2 separate regions of the Mus musculus genome follow, and region 1 is linked to region 2. The links are chromatin loops, found by intact Hi-C in ENCODE. Cell type or tissue: gastrocnemius. All regions are shown on one strand. Links, peaks and the distances in the headings refer to the core of each region. The heading gives the core; the rest is flanking DNA.

The links. A loop is a pair of places that touch in the nucleus more often than their neighbours do. Peaks named below come from ENCODE experiments on the same cell type or tissue, not always from the same donor. Only the 100,000 strongest peaks of a DNase experiment are listed, where the experiment ranks them.
Region 1: a loop joins it to region 2, with 4 times the contacts of the local background. A loop is called at or near these places in 2 of 42 quality-filtered maps.

Annotation. Positions count from the first base shown.
Region 1 is chr1:16,985,123-16,989,522 of GRCm38, forward strand. It overlaps a transcript of Jph1 not described here. Among named protein-coding and RNA genes, the nearest start is that of Gm46085, 110 kb to the right of the region's middle. In gastrocnemius, for the core only: no CTCF peak of the experiment used is centred there; no DNase peak of the experiment used is centred there; H3K27ac peaks cover 2,833 bases.
Region 2 is chr1:16,819,656-16,824,055 of GRCm38, forward strand. No RefSeq gene overlaps it. Among named protein-coding and RNA genes, the nearest start is that of Ly96, 130 kb to the left of the region's middle. In gastrocnemius, for the core only: a CTCF peak has its summit at 2,407; no DNase peak of the experiment used is centred there; H3K4me3 peaks cover 1,349 bases; H3K27ac peaks cover 3,325 bases.

The DNA.
Region 1 (4,400 bases), core at 295-4,294, 170 kb after region 2:
CCAGGATTATCCAGTGATGGTTCCCTACCACACAGAGATATTCCAGCAATTGAAATTCTATCAACCTTCCAGTGGTAGCCTCTGTAGATCAGTGGACTTCAAAAACACGAAGAGAGTGGCTATTTTCTAGGGGAAAAGAACTGAAAGGTCATTAAGGAAGAGGAAATTAAGACACTTTTGGTTTCCCATGGCCTGAAGGAGCTCTGATTCTCCTTTTTTCAACTTCTTCCTCTATCATTAGGTAAGTTAGGAAATTTCTCCAAGTAGATGACAATTGAAAAATACTGGTGTTGGTACCTTTAGCAGGAAGCTCAAATGCAAGGGAAGCTAAGAGTCCAGGAAGGAGACCATCACCCAGTCCACCTGGAGCAGGAAGGGGCATGTTCATGGAGATTAGCAGATGGTTCTTTGATGTCCATGCTCCTCCTTATTAAGAAAAATTTTCTAGAACCTTTACAATTCAGTAGAAGTTAAACAGCAATAGCTATCCATAGAAGTTTGATTTCCAAATTTCTTGTTATAAAATGAATTTAAAAAATCATGCGTTTGTGATTTGTGATGTCAGCTTCAGGGATTTAAAAATAGGTTATTATAATAATTGCAAATATATCTATAGTATATAGATTTTTCTTTCCTTAAGAAAAGCAGAAATGGGCTGGTGAGATGGCTCAGCAGGTAAGAGCACCCGACTGCTCTTCCAAAGGTCCTGAGTTCAAATCCCAGCAACCACATGGTGGCTCACAACCATCCATAACAAGATCTGACTCCCTCTTCTGGTGTGTCTGAAGACAGCTACAGTGTACTTACACATAATCAATAAATAAATCTTAAAAAAAAAGAAAAGCAGAAAGTCTGGATATGGTGGCGTATGCTTTTAATCACTGCACTTCAGATACAGAGGAGTCAATGCAGACCTCTGTGTGTTTGAGTGCAGCTTGGTCTACACAGTGAGTTCTAGGACAGCCAGGACTACAAAGTAAGACCCTGCCTTAAACAAATAAACTAACAACCAACAAAACAAAATACAGAAGGAAACACAATGAAAATAATCTCAAAAACTACAGTGGAGACACTGGAGACAGACGGTGGTGACAGCTAGGAACAACATGAAAATACCAAGAGACTTGCTTACAGGAACAGGAAGACTGCTTTGTAACAAGCAGAACAAATAAAGCACTTAAAAAATACATGTTCCCATGCTAGATTCACTACACGTCAGGATCCTGTGCACAGTGTTCTTGTATATCCAATGACATTCCATCTAGTTGGCATGTCTCACAGCCAGTTCAGATCCATGTCTAAAGCTGACTTCAGTGTCTTCGGTTCACTGGAGGTCACTTGCTCGTCCCCTCCTTCTCTTGTAGTTAAGGGCACCAGAAAGTCCAGCTGCTCAGGCCAGGGATGCCGTTCTTGTGAATCTTTCTTTTCCTTACTCTCCACACCAGATCACTCAACACAATGATTGAATTCCCTCCACTTTAGTCGGCCCATTTCTCTTCACCCCATAGTTGCCAGTGCGAAATAAATAAGGAACCAGGATCTGTTACCTCTGAAATAAACTTCTAGTATTCATTATGCTGTCTAACCAGCTTAAGTGTAATGTCTTATCAGAGTGCTGAGAAACCATTGGTGCAGCCATGGTGGATGGTCTGCTGGCCTTATTAGATATAGGAACAAGTTGCTTACCAAACCAATTGCACAAAATTACTCAGCCACAACTTTGAGAAGTGGGAGCAAATGGCATCTCAACAGTTCTTTTGTAAATCTCAAGATATCTTTCTCTCCCATAAGTCAACACCCTTTCTCCATGTAGCATAGAGGCACTGACAATGAAAACCAGAACTAGACAGTAGGATCCTCAAAGTATGTTATGGAAAAATTGCTACTTTGCAGGAGCTTGAGGATCCAAGGGCAGAATTGTTTTATGCATTAATCAGCTAGTTAATGCTATATATGTGTGGCATTGTCTCAGACAATAGGGCATAAGATATAAAGTCTCTGCCTGTTTCTCTTAGAAATGCAGTTTTGGGTAGAGATAGAAAACCAGACAATTTCTAAACAGAGTTGAGGACCAACAGGGTACAGGGTTCTCTGAGGAAGGGATTCTCTACAGCAGTGGAGAACTATGATAAGGAAAGCTGCCTGGCACGGTTTAGTAGAGATGTGAGTTCCAAGTCTAGCCCTCTTCAGAGCCTTTTCTTTTTCCGCTAAGGATATAATCAATATGGCGTGCACTAGATTTTAATAATATCATGTGAATTTCTGTAGTCACTACTCAGAATGAGTATCTTTTCATGTTTATTTACCCCATTCTTTTCTGCACATGGCCCATACAACAAACTGTGGAAAAACTCAGGCCCGAAAGAAAAGACTCTGATGCAGCCTGTCTTTGCTCCGTGAAAAACTGTCTTCTCAAGTCCTACACACATCTTTGGGAAAAAATAAGGTGCAGGATGTTTTCTCAAACGCAGACTTGCTTCCTGTCGGTGTCTGCCTGGCCGTGGGGCTTCCTTTTCTAGGCCAGTGGTCACTGGGGGAGGTCAGGAGGATGTGATGGAATTTGTACATGCAAACCCCATAGTTGTCATGAATGATGTTTTGTTTCCCTTAAAAAGCAGTCAAAAGCAAGGGAGAAAATCTATACAGATGGATAGAGGGAGTTGTGTGTAGGCTAAGGAATGTGAGAACTCTCTGGTAAAAGCAACAGATCTGAGTGTACAGATCTTAGAAGGATGAGGTACAACATCTTATCTGGTTTGACAGAAATGTCCATAGAAAACTACTATATGTGTTTGAGAACGACTTATTCATGTACCAATGGAATATGCATCACTGTCCACCTCAGATATTAATATCATGTTTCATCAACACCAAAGACTCAACCTCCCTGATTAGCCTGGCAGTCAAAGGGGGCTCTAGCTATGCCTGGTATTTTAACCACTTAGTGGCCAGAGAACAGAATTCAAGCTGCCTGAAACAGAGAATAGAGTGCATCCAGGATGTGAAACTTGGGTACGTTGCTGTGAGTCTTGGGTTTGCAACTTGGCAGCTGTGTATTCTAAAGCAGTCCTGTCTATCTTCTGAGCCGTGGTGTTCTTTTATGGAAGCAGGAGAAAATTATTAGCTCATTAAGTTACTGTAAGCATTTAACACTATGTTGCTATATATGTCTGCTTTTTAGTCTTTTCTCTTATTGTATCATTCATGCAGCTATACTTGTGCACCCCTTTGGGTTGTGGCACCTTTATCAAACCTCCATCTCTAAAAATATTTACATTAACATCCATAACACTATCAAAACTACAGTTATGAAGCAGCACCAGAAATACTTTTTTTGGTTGGGAGGTCACCACAACATAAGGAACTGCATTAAAAGGTCACAGCATAGGGAAGGTTGAGGACCACTGTGCATCCACATCTCCGAGGGGACTGTTAGAAATGAGAAATTCTAAGCCAGGGTTTGCAGTTGGCTAATGGCAGGCACTCTGAAGGTTGAGGTAGGAGGATCACACATTCAAGCCTGCCCTGACTATAGGACAAGTTCAGGGCCAGGTGAGCTATATATTGATGTCTGTCTCAAAATAGAGGGCTGCAAGACAGCTCACAGTAGCACACTTGCCAAGCATGTGTTAGATCCTGGGTTCAATCTCTAGTATCAAACAAAATAAAACAAAAACAAGAGGAAAAATATTAAAGTTCTTGGACTTGCTCTTTAGAAACTATGCCAGAAAAGTATGCAAGGAAGTATTTCTACCTCCAAGCATTATTAAAGTTTGAAAATCACTTGAGAGTGTGTTTTCACACTTGTATTCAATGTAATATGGTGGAAGAAAAAAAACTGTCGGTGTTTTAATGATATAAAAGTTATTTAAAGTTTCAGTAGATTTTTCTTCTGCTGGTTTCTTTAAAATAATGAAACAAGTTCAAAGCAGAATTTGTTTCCTGTTAGTTCGCAAAGACAAGCCCAGGAGTGTGGCTAACACTGGGCTGAAGATAACCTCTCTGATACTCTACACTGAGCAGTAGTATATATGGCTTTTAACCATTTTCTTGATGGTAGAGGTTATAAATGAATGGTTGCTATGCTCCACATCATTAGATGATCTAACATCATCTTTTGTCTATGCTATTTCTGATTAAATAGATTCTAATTTTTATTTAAAGCCACCACCATTTGCCTGTGTTCACAACAATTATGTCTAAAAACTAGGCTTGTTAATATTTGCTGAATATCAATGGTAATGCTGAGGCCCCATGCACCAGCTCATTCCCATAATCAAGCCTCACCAGTAGGCAGAGCTTTACCGAGATCTTTCATCATTTACCTTGGCTATATCATTTTATTGTTCAGTTTGTGCAACAGGCATTAATGAGTAGGTGCACTCAGTCTGAGAAGTCTT
Region 2 (4,400 bases), core at 181-4,180:
TTCTCTCTTCACCTGTCTCTGTACAACTGTCCCAGTAAAACTGCCTCCTTTCTGTCTACACTGCTCTCATTTTAAGTAGCTTCTCTTTTTTTCTCTATTTTCCTGAGAGTTGGGCATATCCTATTCTGTCAAACCTTTTTCTGATTTGTCATTTTGTCTGCCACTCAATTAGGCATCACTCTCAAATATGGATGCTTCCTTCAACAAACTAACTTCACCTTCGTTGTTTTCCATTAAAGGTTTGTACTGAGGGTGTGTCTGCATTCTAGCCAGAGGGATTAAAGGTGTGTGCTAAGACTGAACCACTACACAACTAGAAACTGGTTTTCCAGTGAACAACACAATCTCAGAGTTCACAGTATGATCATATATCCTGCAGCAGGATGTGTTTTTATACTTTTCCTTTATTTCATAACACTGAAGATCAAATCCAGGATAAACACAAAACTCCATTACTAGCTCCTATAGCTGGAATGTGAAATTAATTGAAAAGAAGGATTTAGGCTTCCACTGTCCCCTTCAGAGGCATGCCACCATGGCTGTTAGACCTCTAACTGGGACCTGCTTCTTAAGCTTTCTCACTAGGCCTTTATAACATAGGACTGAGATGCCAAAGCTTTTGAATTCAGATTCCATTTTAGAGAACCTGACCCAAGTTTGAACGCAGGTAAACTAACAGGCTGGTACTTAGCATTAGTTTCCAAGTTGCTCCCCCTCCCCCCAACAAAATCTGAGTCTAGCTCCAGTCTCTAGGCTAATCCCCAACAAGATCAGTGTTTCCAGGTTACACCCTCAACAAGACCAGTGTCTCCAGATTATTCCCCCAACAAACCTGTATCCCCACAGGTTACAAGCCCACCCCCTGTCCAATGACCACCAATGCAGACGGGAGCAGAAGTTAAGTTTATGATATGACTCCCAGCACCAACCAATTATGTTAAAGGCCACAGCAGCTTTCCAATTTGATGCTTGCACAGGTATTCCCTGCTTGCTGCTTACTATAAAGCCTTGCCCTGATAGACATTCTGGGATGCGCCACACCCCCCCTCCAAAAAAAAAAAAAAAAACCTGTCCTTCATGGGTGGTGTGTTGGGGGAGGCCCAGAGCTAGCTTGAATAGAATAATAACCCTGATGTGAATTGTACCAGATCAGCTCCTGTGTGTGTTTTAGGGGATCACTAACATTTTCCCTAGCACAACAGGTCACCTGGGGCACATTCTGGATCCAAACCCTACAGTTTTGATGGGCTTCAGTTAGGGAGTTATATATTATGCCCTAGATCAGAGATGTTGACTTTTAAGGCAAGTGGGTGAAAATACCCAGGAGGAAAATAATGACAGTTCTTCAGTTCAGCTGGAAGAACCAGAATGCATCATTGATGTGATAACTTTTGGGCCAGAGGCTATTAATATGCCTCTTCTGTCCATCTCAGCTACTTCCTAAGGAACAAAGTACTGTTCAAGGGACTGATTCAAGCGACTTCACTATGAGCAGGCTCACACGGTTGCCTGCTTGGCAGAATGCTCTGTTTGTAAAGGGAATAAACACTGACAGGAACTCTGATGAGAAGATTTTCAAACTCGAGCTTGTTTTACTTTATAGCAAACAACACTCAGTGAAAGGTTCTCTTAAGATTATGCTTAGCTAGACACAAGATGAACTATGTCTTTAAATGACTTAACAGGACATTTTCAATCAACTCAGCACTTGGCAGCTTTCACCTTGATGAGCAGGAACAGGTGGGTGGCTCAGGCTTCTCAACCTTGACTAGATGACCCTAGATGACTTTGTGCTTTCATGATAGCTGCAAGAGAAAATAAAGGTTAATGAAGGGGCTTAGGGGAAGTATGTGTGTTGTTCAGGTGTCAGACGTGGGATATATAGAGAAATAGGGAGAGGTAAGTGTCACTCAAGCAGGCATCATGGAACCTGGGAAGCAGGCAGGCAAGGGGGATCTGGGGTTTGTTGGGAACTCCAAATGCCTTTTTGGTTCAAGAGCAAGGAGGCAAAACTCTAGTGGTCCGTGCTCACACAACCATGCATGCTTTTATGACTCTGAGTCAGGCCTCTCTTCTGTGTTTGGTGGGAAAGCTTCTGGGCCATCTGTGGGTCTCCACTCTGCCTTATTCTATTTCTGAGACTGGGCAGCTTTTTAGGTGCTTTAAAAACTCATATATTGTCTGGAATTGGTTCCGGTTGTAAGCACTCTGACTCCATCTTTCACTCTTTCTTCTAAGTCTGTTTTCTTCTTTGTCCTCGTTATGCTCCTCTCTCTAATCCATGTCTCTGGCTGTCTGGATAAAGTTTCTGGCACCTGACATGTCTGCCAGGAAAATAACAACTGCTGGTGAAGGAGAAACCCTTTCCTGTTTGCTCCACAGTCTTAGGATACTCATTCTCAGCCGCTGGGTCCACTGCGGTCTCACGTTCACCGACAGGGAAGTGGCCAGTTCATGCCTATTACTTGAGAATGTGTTCAGATTCAGTTTTTATTTACTTTATTATTTTTTCAAAGATCTGGCTGTATTCTGCCTATCTTCCTGTCTTCTAAACTCTTCTTTGGTCACTTAATCACATTCTTAACATTTTGTACCTGAGAGACTTTGATGGTGAGGACAGAGCATGCTCTGATGCTTCTTGGGAAAATGCTACAGCTTGTAATTGTAAAGTAATATAACCTAGGTAAAGTCCTTCGCATCAAGGAATGTGAAGAGTCAGAGCTACCTTTCAAGTGGTTTTAAGACGAAAGATTTGGTTTTGGTTTTGTTCACTTGTAATAAAAATTCTATCAGGTTATCTGATGTTCAGACTGCTCACTGGGTTTATAAAAGGAAAGATTTGCAAACAAGAGTAAGGTTCATTATTAGTAAATGTCTAGAGGTAATTTGTCTTAAACAATCTTGATTTTCGAATTAGAGACAACCCGGTGATAGAGCACCAACAATAAAAGGCCCCAGGTTTGGTCCCCTGTACTTAAAAAAAAAATCAAGCCTGTGTTCTCTTTCTTTCTCCTTCATAACACCATCTTCCATTGTTCTTATCTTTTTAGATGTTTTTCTGAGTCTGTTTACATCTATGAGATGAGAACTTAGCAATACTGTTTCCTCTTTATCATGGGGGTATAAACTCAAGTTCTACATGCCTGAAGCCTCAGATAATAATATCAAACTCTATGAGCTCTTTCATACACATGGATCCATAGCAAATGTTCATTCTTAGAGGAAATAGCTTAAAGCTTCTCTTGGGCATATCTAAACTATCAGTATTGCTCTTCCTGCTCCTCCGGGGCAATATAAAGTATAATAAGGGTGACCCAGTTTCAAGCATAGTACATGCTACAGAATCTGATATGGTAGCCAAGATGGCTCCTCAGTGACAAACAAGTTGGATAGTTTATGCAGTGTGGTTATGCTAGGTGAGGATAATTCACATCCTAGGCAAGTTAGAAAAGGATGGCTGAGATTTCATCAGAACAACGTGCAATTTAAAACTCCATGGTTTCACTATTCCTAAAACCTTTTTACTTAGTGTTTTTGGACCACTATTAACTATAAATAAGTAGAAGAGTGGAAGGTGGAATCAAGCATAAAGGTGTTGTATTTATATAGTGGACCTGCAAAGCACTTATAACATAGACTTATAACATAGACTGATGATGGTTTACAGGTTATAATATCAGGTTTCTCCAATTTTTCTTTTTGTTCTTTGAAGACATTGTGTTGCTATCGCAGCCCTGGGTTGGCTTAGAACTCACTATGTAGACCTGACCCTTAATTCACAACAATTCTCCTGTCTCTTCATTCTAAATGCTGGGATTTTAGACTTAGGCCACCACATCAAGCTTCAATTTTTAATTCCATTTTTATTTTTTCTCTCTCAATATATACACGCATGTATAAAATAACACAATATTTTTCTAAATATCATTGATTTGGGTTTTTTACTATGAAGTATTTTTCTCTTTGCAATTAGAAAACAGTTTATGGAAATATACTTCAAAATTATGAAAACATTCTGTTTGTCATCAAACATTCACACACTTCTTAGCATTCACTGATAATTCTTAAGTCTATCATATCAAGTGATAAAGTTAAAGAAATGCTAGAGTTAGAAAAATTAAAACTCTGTTTTATAGGAGACACTTTGTAGCACTCTCTTTGTTATTCTGGAAAGTATTTTATAGATGATATAGCTTACCTGAATATCTTCAACTATAACCCAAAGAATAAATGAGATGATAGTGATTTGTGATTACATGTACTTTGTGGTTCCATATATACACTTTCTTGGTACTTCAACACTAGACCAGCCATTGAGGGGTTGGGGATGTAGCTAAGTTTGTAGAATGCTTGCCCACAATTCACAGAATCCTGACTTTGGTCCTCAGCCCTGGATAAGT